Linked DNA regions of Homo sapiens: region 2 is linked to region 1. The links are chromatin loops, found by intact Hi-C in ENCODE. Cell type or tissue: mammary epithelial cell. All regions are shown on one strand. Links, peaks and the distances in the headings refer to the core of each region. The heading gives the core; the rest is flanking DNA. Region 1 has its middle 14 kb from the start of TNNI1. Region 2 overlaps LAD1 (ladinin 1).

Evidence for each region. Peaks named below come from ENCODE experiments on the same cell type or tissue, not always from the same donor. Only the 100,000 strongest peaks of a DNase experiment are listed, where the experiment ranks them.
Region 2: it touches region 1 in a loop (11-fold over the local background); 3 of 110 quality-filtered maps call a loop at or near these places.

What each region holds. Positions count from the first base shown.
Region 1 is chr1:201,432,613-201,437,985 of GRCh38, forward strand. No RefSeq gene overlaps it. Among named protein-coding and RNA genes, the nearest start is that of TNNI1, 14 kb to the left of the region's middle. In mammary epithelial cell, for the core only: a CTCF peak has its summit at 3,254 (motif pointing right); DNase peaks (open chromatin) are centred at 3,199 and 3,499; H3K27ac peaks cover 976 bases.
Region 2 is chr1:201,382,866-201,388,238 of GRCh38, forward strand. LAD1 (ladinin 1) reads right to left here. Exons shown (of 10, transcript NM_005558.4): 3 at 3,470-4,313; 4 at 2,836-2,940; 5 at 1,927-1,970; 6 at 452-524; 7 at 209-346. Among named protein-coding and RNA genes, the nearest start is that of TNNT2, 7.9 kb to the left of the region's middle. In mammary epithelial cell, for the core only: a CTCF peak has its summit at 2,615 (motif pointing right); a DNase peak (open chromatin) is centred at 2,626.

The DNA of each region.
Region 1 (5,373 bases), core at 264-5,263:
TTTTTACAAAAATTACAAAAATTAGCCAGTCATAATCGTGTGCACCTGTAGTCTCAGCTACTTGGGAGGCTGAGGCAGGAGGATCACTTGAGCCTGGGAGGTCGAGGCTACAGTGAGCTAAGATAGCACCACTGCACTCCAGCCTGGGCAACAGAATGAAATCCTATCTCAAAAAAAAAAAAAAAAAAAGGAAGGGAAGGGGAGGGGAGGGGAGAGGAGGAAAGGGGAGGGGAGGGGACTATTGGCCGGATGCAGTAGCTCATTCCTGTAATCCCAGCACCTTGAGATGCCAAGGTGAAAGGGTCACTTTAGTCCAGGAGTTGGAGACCAGCCTGGGCAACATGGAGAGACGTCGTCTTTACAAAAAAGTGCAAAAATTAGCCACGCGTGGTGGCACATGCCTGTAGTCCCAGCTACTCAGAAGGCTAAAGTGGGAGGATCACTTGAGCACAGGTGGTCGAGACTACAGTAAGCTGAGATCAAGTCACCATACTTTAGTCTGGGCAACAGAGGGGCACCCTGTCTCAAAAAAAAATAAAGAGATGAGAAAAGAAAAAGAAAAACTGTTAATTGGACTTGACTATTTTCTCAAAAATGAACAAAGTAAGCCTGTAACTTTTTTTTTTTTTTTGAAACAGAATCTTGCTCCGTCACCCAGGCTGGAATGCAGTGGCCCAATCTCGGCTCACTGCAGCCTCCACCCTCCAGGTTCAAGTGATTCTTGTGCCTCAGCCTCCCGGGTAGCTGTGATTACAGGCATGCACCATCACGGCCAGCTATTTTTTGTGTTTTTAGTAGAGACGGGGTTTCACCATGTTGCAGGCTGGTTTCAAACTCCTGACCTCAGGTGATCCTTCAGACTCACCCTCCCAAAATGCTGGGATTACAGGCATGAGCCACCGCACCCAGCCTAAGCCTGTAACTCCAAGGAAAACAGTTCAGAGTACTTGTTGCCAATTATAAAATTCAAGCTTTCCAACAAAAATTTGAATCTTGAAAAGTTCTATCTGCCATCATGAGCTTGACAGGTTCCCAAACACGTAAAGACTTTTCAGATAAGATCAATGGTGATATTAAGAATGTAATTGTTTATCATTGTTTAATGTATGAAATGCATCAACATTTGGAAAATATGCATAACTCGGAACATCAATATCCTCCAAATGACCAAGGCATAATGTCACAAAATCCAGAGTATTAAAACTTTATTGATAGGTTTCAGATTGTACATTGTAGCTAACCCTTAAGAAACTCCCACTTATCGAGTTTTGATGTAGTACCCAAGAATATCCACAATTCTCTGAAAATGCTATTAAAATACTTCTCTCAGCCGGGCACAGTGGCTCACTCCTGCAGTCCCAGCACTTTGAGAGGCTGAGGTGGGCGGATCACGAGGTCAGGAGTTCAAGACCAGCCTGGCCAACATGGTAAAACCCGTCTCTACTATAATACAAAAATTAGCTGGGCATAGTGGCGTGCACCTGTAATTCCAGCTACTCAGCAGGCTGAGGCAGGAGAATCACTTGAACCAGGGAGGTGGAGGTTGCAGTGAGCCAAGATCATGCCATTGCACTCCAGCCTGGGCAATAGAATGAGAATCTGTCTTGAAAAAAAAACTTCTGTTTTCTGACTACATATCTATGCAAGACTAGATATTTTTTTGTTGTATTTCTAACAAACAGATTGATTGCAAAGCAGATATGAGAATCCAACTGTTTTCTATTAGGCCAGACAAGTAAAAGGATTTGTAAAAATGTAATAAAATGCCACTCTTCACTAGGTATTTCTGCTCTGTAATTTTATCACAAAACCTTTTATTTATATTAAATAATATTTTATTTGTATTTATTTTTTACATTATAATGTATAATATATTGTTACATTATTTATGACATATAATAAAATAAGTTAACATGTAAAATGGACTTATTATAGTTACTAAATGAATTAATATATTTTAGGCTGGGTGCGGTGGCTCACACTTTTAATCCCAGCACTTTGAGAGGCCGAGACGGGCAGATAACTTGAGCTCAGGAGTTCAAGACCAGCCTGGCCAACATGGTGAAACCCCTGTCTCTACTAAAAATACAAAAATTAGCCAGGCGTGGTGGCACATGCCTGGAATCCCAGCTACTCAGGAGGCTGAAGCATGAGAATCGCTTGAACCCAGGAAGCGGAGGCTGCAGTGAGCCAAGATTGTGCCACTGCATTCCACCCTGGGCAACAGAGCAAGACTCTGTCTCAAACATATATATGTTTACCTTTTTTCTCAGTTTTAATTTCTGATATGGAGAATATTGATAGATTTAACTGACTTAAACAAAAGGTCTTTGGAGTCCTTAACAAAGGGTGTAAAGCGGTCCTGGGTCTCCCTCTCTTGCCTAGAGTGTCACAAACTCCTAGGCTCAAGCGATCCTCCCACCTTGACCACACAAAGCATTGGGATTACAGGTGTAAGCCACTGCACCTGGCCAGGCGTATAAATGTTTCATTCAAAGTTGGTGACCCGGGGCTGCTACACTGAGACCTGACTTTACACCCTTTATTATTAATCTGAGAACAACATTCTATGTTTTTAGCAGATTATTATTGTTATTATCCTGATTCACATTATCATCTACAAAATAACATAAAAGATGAAATAATCAAGAAAACATAAAGTATGATTTTTAATTATGTCCAATGGCAGCCAATAACAGGATTCAACCAATAATTTTTTTTTTAAGACGGAGTCTTTCTCTGTAACCCAGACTGGAGTGCAGTGGTGCAACCTTGGCTCACTGCAACCTCTGCCTCCCATATTCAAGTGATTCTTCTCCCTCAGCCTCCCACGTAGCTGGGACTACAGGCGCCAGCCACCACGCCCGGCTAATTTTTGTATTTTTAGTAGAGACGGGGTTTCACCGTGTTGACCAGGCTGGTCTCAAACTCCTGACCTCAGGTGATCTGCCCACCTTGGCCTCCCAAAGTGCTGGGATTACAGGAGTGAGCTACCGCACCCAGCCCAAGAATTTTTAATATCCAAGTTATTGTGTGTAAGATCAGTCATTGCTAGTGAGCTCCAGGTATTTTGTGGTTTAATAAAATGCCCTGAAGGCACTGCATGAAACAGTGGCATTATAAAACTGTGAATTTTGTTTCAGTACTCCGTGTGGGTTATGTGAGAAAAACCTGGCATTGGCTGACCTAGTCCCGGGAGCTGTATTTCTATTCCTGGAATAAAGAGATAAAGTTCTTCTTCTTGCCACCAGAGGGAGCATTGGTGAGCCTTGGTGCATGTGTGTGCATGTGTGTGCGCGTGCCTGTGTGTGTGTGTGTGTGTGTGTGTGTGTGTGTGTGAAGAGAGAGAGAGAAACAGAGAGAGAAAGGGAAAGAACGTGTGGGTGACTTGTTTGTGACTGACTATATGCCTGAGATCGCTTGGGTGTGAAATTTTCAAAGTGGCTGATTGTATGTGAATGTCCCTCCTCCCTCCACCCACATGATAAACAATCAAAAGTGTTTCCAGTCCCAGCCTCTTATTCATCACTCCCTGAACCTTCCCTGCACGCTTGTTCACAGCTAGGTGATCTGGGTGGATTCCAGGGCTAAAGCTTGGAGAGCAACAAATACAGTTCATGTGAGAGAAGCGTCTTGCAATGCAGTTACTGTAACTCCAACATAGTTGCTTTGGACCTGTCTATCTTTCTTAAAGTGAGGTCTCCCTGTAATCCCAGAATTCCCTTGAGGATCTAAGTGTTCTATGGTTCTTAACTTTTGGAAGGGGGTTCAAGCTTCCTTTGAAAACTTTTGCAATGCAAAAGCATTCACACACATCATTTTGAAAAGCCAAAAGCTATTCCACACCAATTCCAGCGGGCTCAGAGACCCTCTGGAACCCATTCAAGGACACACATGGGAAGGAGGCCTGTAGTGTGTGCACAAGTGTCTCTAAAGACTTCAAGATGCTTCATCCCAGGAAGAGACACCAGCTGCAGTAGCCCCTGCTCCTCTCTGGGCGTGGCCAACAGTGACACTGAGAAGTGGAGAGAGCTTGGAGAGAAGGCGGCTGACCCTAGAGGGAGGTGTGGAGCCAGGAGTGAGTGGATGGTCCCTGATGCCTCAGGAGACCGAGGTATGAAGAAAATTCCCGTTTCCACTATTGAAGGATATTGAGGTTCCCAAGGTGCCTTGCGGAGTCCAGGGAGCCAAGAATCTCACAGCCTGTAACAAAATGATATTCACTCCCAACTCCAGGTGCAGCCACCTCAGAATAATTCAGGGGGTTCAGCCTGGAGTGAAGTATACTCTTGCTATACCCTCCCTGGTATCCTCTCCACCTACCTTGATAAATGTGAATTTTTTGTGATGCAGTCTAAAATCCAGACAGAAGGGAAGCCTGCTTTTCCTGCCTTGTTGGCCACATGAATATATAAAAACTCCCCAAACATTTATAATACATGCAATAACGTGTTTTAATGTCATACTGAGAAGGTAGTGATTAATTCTCTCAGAGGGGACTCAAGAGAAGATTTGCAGGGGGCATAAGCCCTGAGCCAGGTTTTGTAGGATGTATAGGAGTTCATCAGGCAACCAAGGACAAAGGGCACTACAGACCCAAGGAACAGCCTGGCCACGGCACAGTGGCCTAAGAAAGCATGGTGTGTGGGGAACTCTAGCAAGTTTACTCTCACTATGGAAGAGACGAAGGTTAAGAATAAGCCCCAAGGGGCATGGATGTGTTTTGTTTTGTTTTGTTTTGTTTTGTTTTGTTTTGTTTTGTTTTGTTCTTTGGAGACAGAGTCTCACTCTGTCATCCAGGCTGGAGTGCAGTGGTGCAATCTTGGCTCACTGCAACCTCCCCCACCCCAGTTCAAGCGATTCTCCTGCCTCAGCCTCCCGAGTAGCTGGGGCTACAGGTGCCCACCATGCCTGGCTAATTTTTGTATTTTTAGTAGAGATGGGGTTTCACCATGTTGGCCAGGCTGGTCTCGAACTCCCGACCTCAGGTGATTCACCCTCCTCAGCCTCCCAAAGTGCTGGGATTACAGGTGTGAGCCACCACACCCAACCATTGATGTGTTTTAAAGGGAGGCAGAGGAAGAAACTCAGAAGAGGAGAGAAAAAGAGACAGGGCTAGAATAAGATTAGTATGATGTCACAGAAGTCAAGGGGAGACAGAGTCCTGAAGGGACTATTAATATAGTTAATTAATGTGATATTATTAATTTTATTAATAATTAATATAACACTAAAGTCCTCAAAACCCTCTCTGGAAAAAAGCATAGGCCACAGATCCTACCGTGGTTTGTGTTTCTTTTTCCTAAGCGTGTCCTCAACCTTGGCAAAATAAACTTCTAAATCGACTGAGATCTGTCTCAGACACTTGTTGGT
Region 2 (5,373 bases), core at 255-5,254, 50 kb before region 1:
TGGGACAGCCCCCTCCCCTTCCCCCAGGGAGCTGTGTGCCCAGCTAAGGAGATGGGCTCAGGAACGTGAATGGGAACTCAAATGGAGGTTCTGCCAACATTAATTGACACATGAAAACAGTTTTCTAGCATTGCCACAGCCAAGATTTGGGTTTTGGAGACGTCAGGGCTAATCACCCTAAGGACCCTGTGGGGCCTGAGCCCCTCACCTTCCGGCTGGAGGCTGGTTCTGCTCGGCTCTGGCCCGCCAGTTCCTTCTCAAAGAGGTGGCGCTTGCTGGCTACACCCACAGGAGCCACGAATAACTCAGTGCAAGGCAGACCCCGAGACTTGACAGATTCTGATCTCTGGGAACCAAGAACACCAACAGCTGACCCATGCTGGGGAGGGGAAAGGGCCATGCCCACTACTCATCCTGCACCCTCCGCCCCTCAGGAGAAGCCCCCACCCACCCGTATGGCCGTGTGGTATCTCTCCAGCTTCTCTCCCAACTTCACTGTGTTGTCTGGGAGCTTCATGCTGGCACTGCAGGATGGAAGATGGAACAGGCGAGCCAAGTGAGACACCCAGGGAGACCAGGCCTGCCCCCAGGGCCTGAGGAGCAGCCCCATCACACGTTCTCATTGTGGCCAAGAGAATGTGGCCCTCCATCACACAGCAGGCTGTGTTGACTTGGCCAACATGAGGAACTTACAGACGCCAGGGATTTCCCTCCACTTCCAAGAAACGTCCCATTCAATAGGACATCCCTTCTCCCCCATACCTTGTCATTTCCACTGCAAAACACCTCCCAAAGCAGGTCCTTCCTTTCCGTCTTCCCCATCACAGCAATCGCCACTTACCTGCTCTCCCAGCCTGCCACCGTGAGCTCTCCACATGGCTGCTCCTACCTCAAATCTGATCCTGTCCTTCCAGCTCAGACCCCATAGGCCTTGGCACAGCATACAAGGCTCTAGTGATCTGGGCCCTCCCCTTCCCTCCCCCACAGTATGCCTGTGTGCCAGCCAGCTGGACACCATGCTCTTCACTCTGCCTTTTTCACATGCTGTTCCCTCTATTTAAAATGCTATTCCTCCAGTTTTACATGAGCAAACTTCCTGCTAGTTCATGGAAAATCAATTGCTCCATGACACCTTCCCCAGCTCTCACAGGCTGAGCAGGTGCAGCTACTCCTGAGCTCCTAGCCCTGGGTTCATATTCCTGTGTCCCTGTCCCTCCCTGGTTGGCCAGTATGTAATGTTCTCATGTTTGAGAGAGCTGCTATAGGTTTGCTGGGTGGGTGTGAGTTGCTTGAGGACAGCAGCTGTGTCATTTGTCTTTGTACTCCTCCTCCTCCACCCCCACCCCAGCCCCCAGGCCTAGCCTAGTGTAGTAGGCTCCAGTAAATGTTCATGGGGCAGATGAATACAGCATGAGTGGATGACATTCCTAATACATAAGCACATCTGCTTCTCAGATCCTATTTCAGTTTTGCTTTTTTTTCAAAGCATAGTCCTCAGGCTTCTTGCATCAACACCAGCGAGCCCAGGAATCCTTGTTAAACCTGCAGACCCACAGCCCCCCAACCAGGCCTGCTGGAGCAGGGGCTTCCCCTCCCTTACACTGTTCGTGGTCTCCCTCCCAGAAAGCCCCCTTTCCCTGTCCTAACCTCAAGGCTAAACCCTCATCCCCCTTTGGGGCCCCACCCAAGCCCTGCCTCCTCTGAGCAGCTCTCCCTGATCCTTCCCCATCCTTGTTCCATCTTATCCCGCCTGAGTTCATCCTGTTAATCCCATCCCCCTGCCAGATCTGGAGCCCTGGGCAAGGACTGCACCTTCCCCTCATGTGCCCTACCGCACAGCCTGGCACAAGGAGGGCGGGTGCAGGTACTCAGAAAATAGCCTGAACATGGCCAAATAGAAAGAACCAGAGCCTCCAGGCCCCCCACCTGCGAGTTAGGGTTGTTTCCGAGTTTTCTTTCTTGGGTTTCATCTGAAATGAGAAGGAAAGGCATTGTTGTGTGGGAGTCCCCGGGAAATCGGTGGCCCCCTCGAGTGAGGAGCCCAGCTCTCAAGACATGTCCTCCTCCTCTTCAGACCTCCCACCCCTTCTACCAGGGGTCAACCCCACCAAAGAAATATGTGGACAAGCCTTCGTTAAAGATCCTTGTTTGTATCTGGAAGACACAGGTTCCCACCCACTAATATGGGTCAGAAGACTTTCTTCAGACTTCCTTCGCAGGGCACCTGTAACCACCTGTTTCCTATCTGCCTCCCACTGCCCATGAGCTCTGTGGGGGCACCAGTCGCTATTGGGCCACCTCTCCAGGGCCTGGCACACATTAGAGGCATGATACCCAATGATTGAGTGAATGACCCAGTGAACAGAAGAACCAAGAATAAACACCAGGACAAAGCAAGACGAGATTTCCCCAATCCACATAGTTTGTACTATTGGGAGAGTGGCAGGGCAGGGAGCAGTAGGAGAGCCTTGCTGCTCTCTGTTCCTCCCCTCCCCTCCTAGACAAGTCTCCTAGGTGAGGCCAGGAACTGATGAAGGCAGGTGTGGACCTCCCTGCAGCCCAGGGCCAGCCCTGCCTGTCCGGTCTTCATGCAGCCCTGGCCTTGCCCACTAGGTGGGGCTGCTCATGCTTACTGGCACCTACCCCCCAGGTTACTAACCTGTTCTCCTCTGCTGAATACAACCTTGTTTGTTCAGGGCCACCCATGGGAATCCAAAGCTCCTCTCTATCCAGGGGACCTTCCTACCTAACCTACGGCTCCTATGTTGTAATGGATGCGGGCTTCCTCCACTTGCCCTCCAGTGGCTCGCAGACCAGGGTGCCCAGGGCTCTCACCCGAAAGGAGATGGTCCTGGGGCTGGAGCGTTTGAGGGAGCTGCTGTAGGTTCGCTGTGTGGGTGAGGACATATCTGCCTCTTCCTCCTTGCTGGGGATTTTCACCTGGATGGAGCAGGGGGAGTGTCACATAAGAGGTCTAGGGCCCATCAAGCCGGGGCAGCCATAAACCCCATGGCTCACCCCAGGAGCTGCAGGAAGAGGGGAGAATGAGACAGCCCTGTGCCTTCTCTCCTGCCTCCTTCATCTGCTGTGGGAGTGGCTCACAGACAAAGTCCCTTGGGGCCAGGGCACCAGGCAGAGCTTTCCAGGGGAGCTTCTAGAAGGATCTGAGGCTCCCCACTAGTCTGCCGGGGTCCTGGAGCCCAGGCCCTGGATGAGGATATGGTGGGGGGCACCAGATGCTCCCTGCCCCACAGCTGGTGCCCCTTTAAGCTCCAGCAGCCTGCCCCATCTCAGCCTCCCTGCTCTGACCATGGCTAGAAGCAGGCAGGGAAAGAAGAGACTTCCAAGGCCAGCCTGCAGGTAGGAGGATGGAGGCAGCCAGGGAACCAGGGACTACCTGGGTGGGACTGGCCGGCAGTGCCAGCCAGGTGGCAGAGTAGAAGGGTGGGAGGGACGGGACACTGCCAACCTGGAGTGTGACGGGTGGGAGGCGGGAGGCCACAGTCGGAGGGTCTGAAGCCCCCTGCTTTGCCAAAGAGGGCAGGTTCTTCCCAGGGAGGGCCCTTCCTCTCTGCTCCTTGGTGGTGGCTGGGCTTCCCCCAGAGGCTGGCGGCTCCTGCGCCAGGGGCTGCTCTGAGGCTGTGGCCCTCTTTGGGGCCGGCTTAGCATCTGCAGTTGGGCTCTTCTCTGAGGCCAGTGCCTTCTCAAAGATGGAAGCTTTCTCAGACACCAGCCTCCTTCCTGAGCCCAGTGCCATCCCTGGGGCCAGCGACTTCTCAGAGACACTGGTTTTTTCTAGAACAGACTTCTTCTCTGAGCTGTTTCTTTTCTCTGACACTGCTATCTTCTCTGATAGAGATGTCTTCTCTGAGGCCAGCACCTTCTCAGAGATGGAGGTTTTATCGGAGACCAGGCTCTTTTCAGGTGCCGTCTTCTTTGGCATGGAGGACTTCTCCAAGACTGGGGACTTTTCTGGAACCCCTTTCTTCCTCTCTTCTGGCTCCCTGCCCACCAAGCTCTCCTCCTCCAGGGCCCAGGGGCCCCGCTGTTCCCGACTCAGTCTCCGGCGAGGTGGGATTTCCAGTTCCTTCTTGGAGACTAGGGGTTTCTGTGTGGCCTGCACAGGGCTCAAGCTGTTCCTCCCCTCCTCTGCCTCCAGCCTCTCCTGGATGGGGGCCTGTGCAGCCTCCACCACCTGCCGCCTCTGCCTCCGCTCCTGCCGTGTTCTGAGGATGCTCTGGATGTCCTCGTCCTCATCTTTGGAGGCTGGGGGCAGTGGCTTGGGCACCTCTGCTTCTTCCACGCTCGGTAGTCTGAATCAGAAGATGGGAGACAGAATCAGAGGATAGAGGTGGAAGATACCCTAAGTATACCTAACCCAATGGAGATGCTGCCAGGGCCACCAAGGAGGAGGTGAGGATGTCAGGCCCTGGCCTCCCCGGCTCACCACCACCTTTATCCACTCGATATATTGCACTTCCAAGGTATCATCTGAGCAAAGCACACTATGCTTTTTAAAAAGCTTATAAATTCCTATGAAGTCCAACGACTCCATGTTCAGACGTAGTCAACAGACTCTGAATAACTGCTTTAATATGTGCCAGAGCCTGCTTGGGGCATTGGGGATCAAAAGGAATAAGCACAGTCTCTGCCCCTTAGATCTTAGATCAAGACTAGAGATGTCCAGGGATTTTGTCAAGGTCACACAGCTGATTCGTGGGGGAGCTGGGAGCAGAACCTAAGTCTTCCGATGCACCATTCCACACTCCTGTCAGTCTTGTGGGTGCAGCCAAGACTAGGTGACAGCCACAGGTACTGGTGCAGCCCAGCTCTGGACATCCTCCAGAGTCTGCTGCCGGGCAAGGCTGGGGGAGGGGAGGACAGGAGAGGAGAGGGTCATCACAGCCCTGTTCTCCCTTCTTGGGGGACCCAAAGAAACAAAAGTAACATGAGAGGATTGTCCATAACCCACAGCACCTGGCCTCCAGCAAAAGGAGATTATTTTCCTTCCTCATCACCCTGCTCTCCATGTGCTTTCAGGCAAGTTAACTTACTGTCGGAGCCTCAGTTTTCACATCTACAAACTGGGCTTGTTAGGAAGCAAAATGAGACTCATGAGGGTGCCCAGGACAGTCCTGGCATGTAGGTGGCATTCAGTAAACCCCAGGCTCTTCCCCCACCTCATAATCCCAAAATCTAGATGGCAAAACTAGCCCCAAGGTTCTTCTCCTCAGAAGTAAATTATAGGCCGGTGCAGCGGCTCACACCTGTAATCCCAGCACTGGGAAGTTGAGGCTGGTGGATCACCTGAGGTCAGGAGTTCAAGATCAGCCTGCCCAACATGGTGAAACCCCATCTCTCCTAAAAATACAA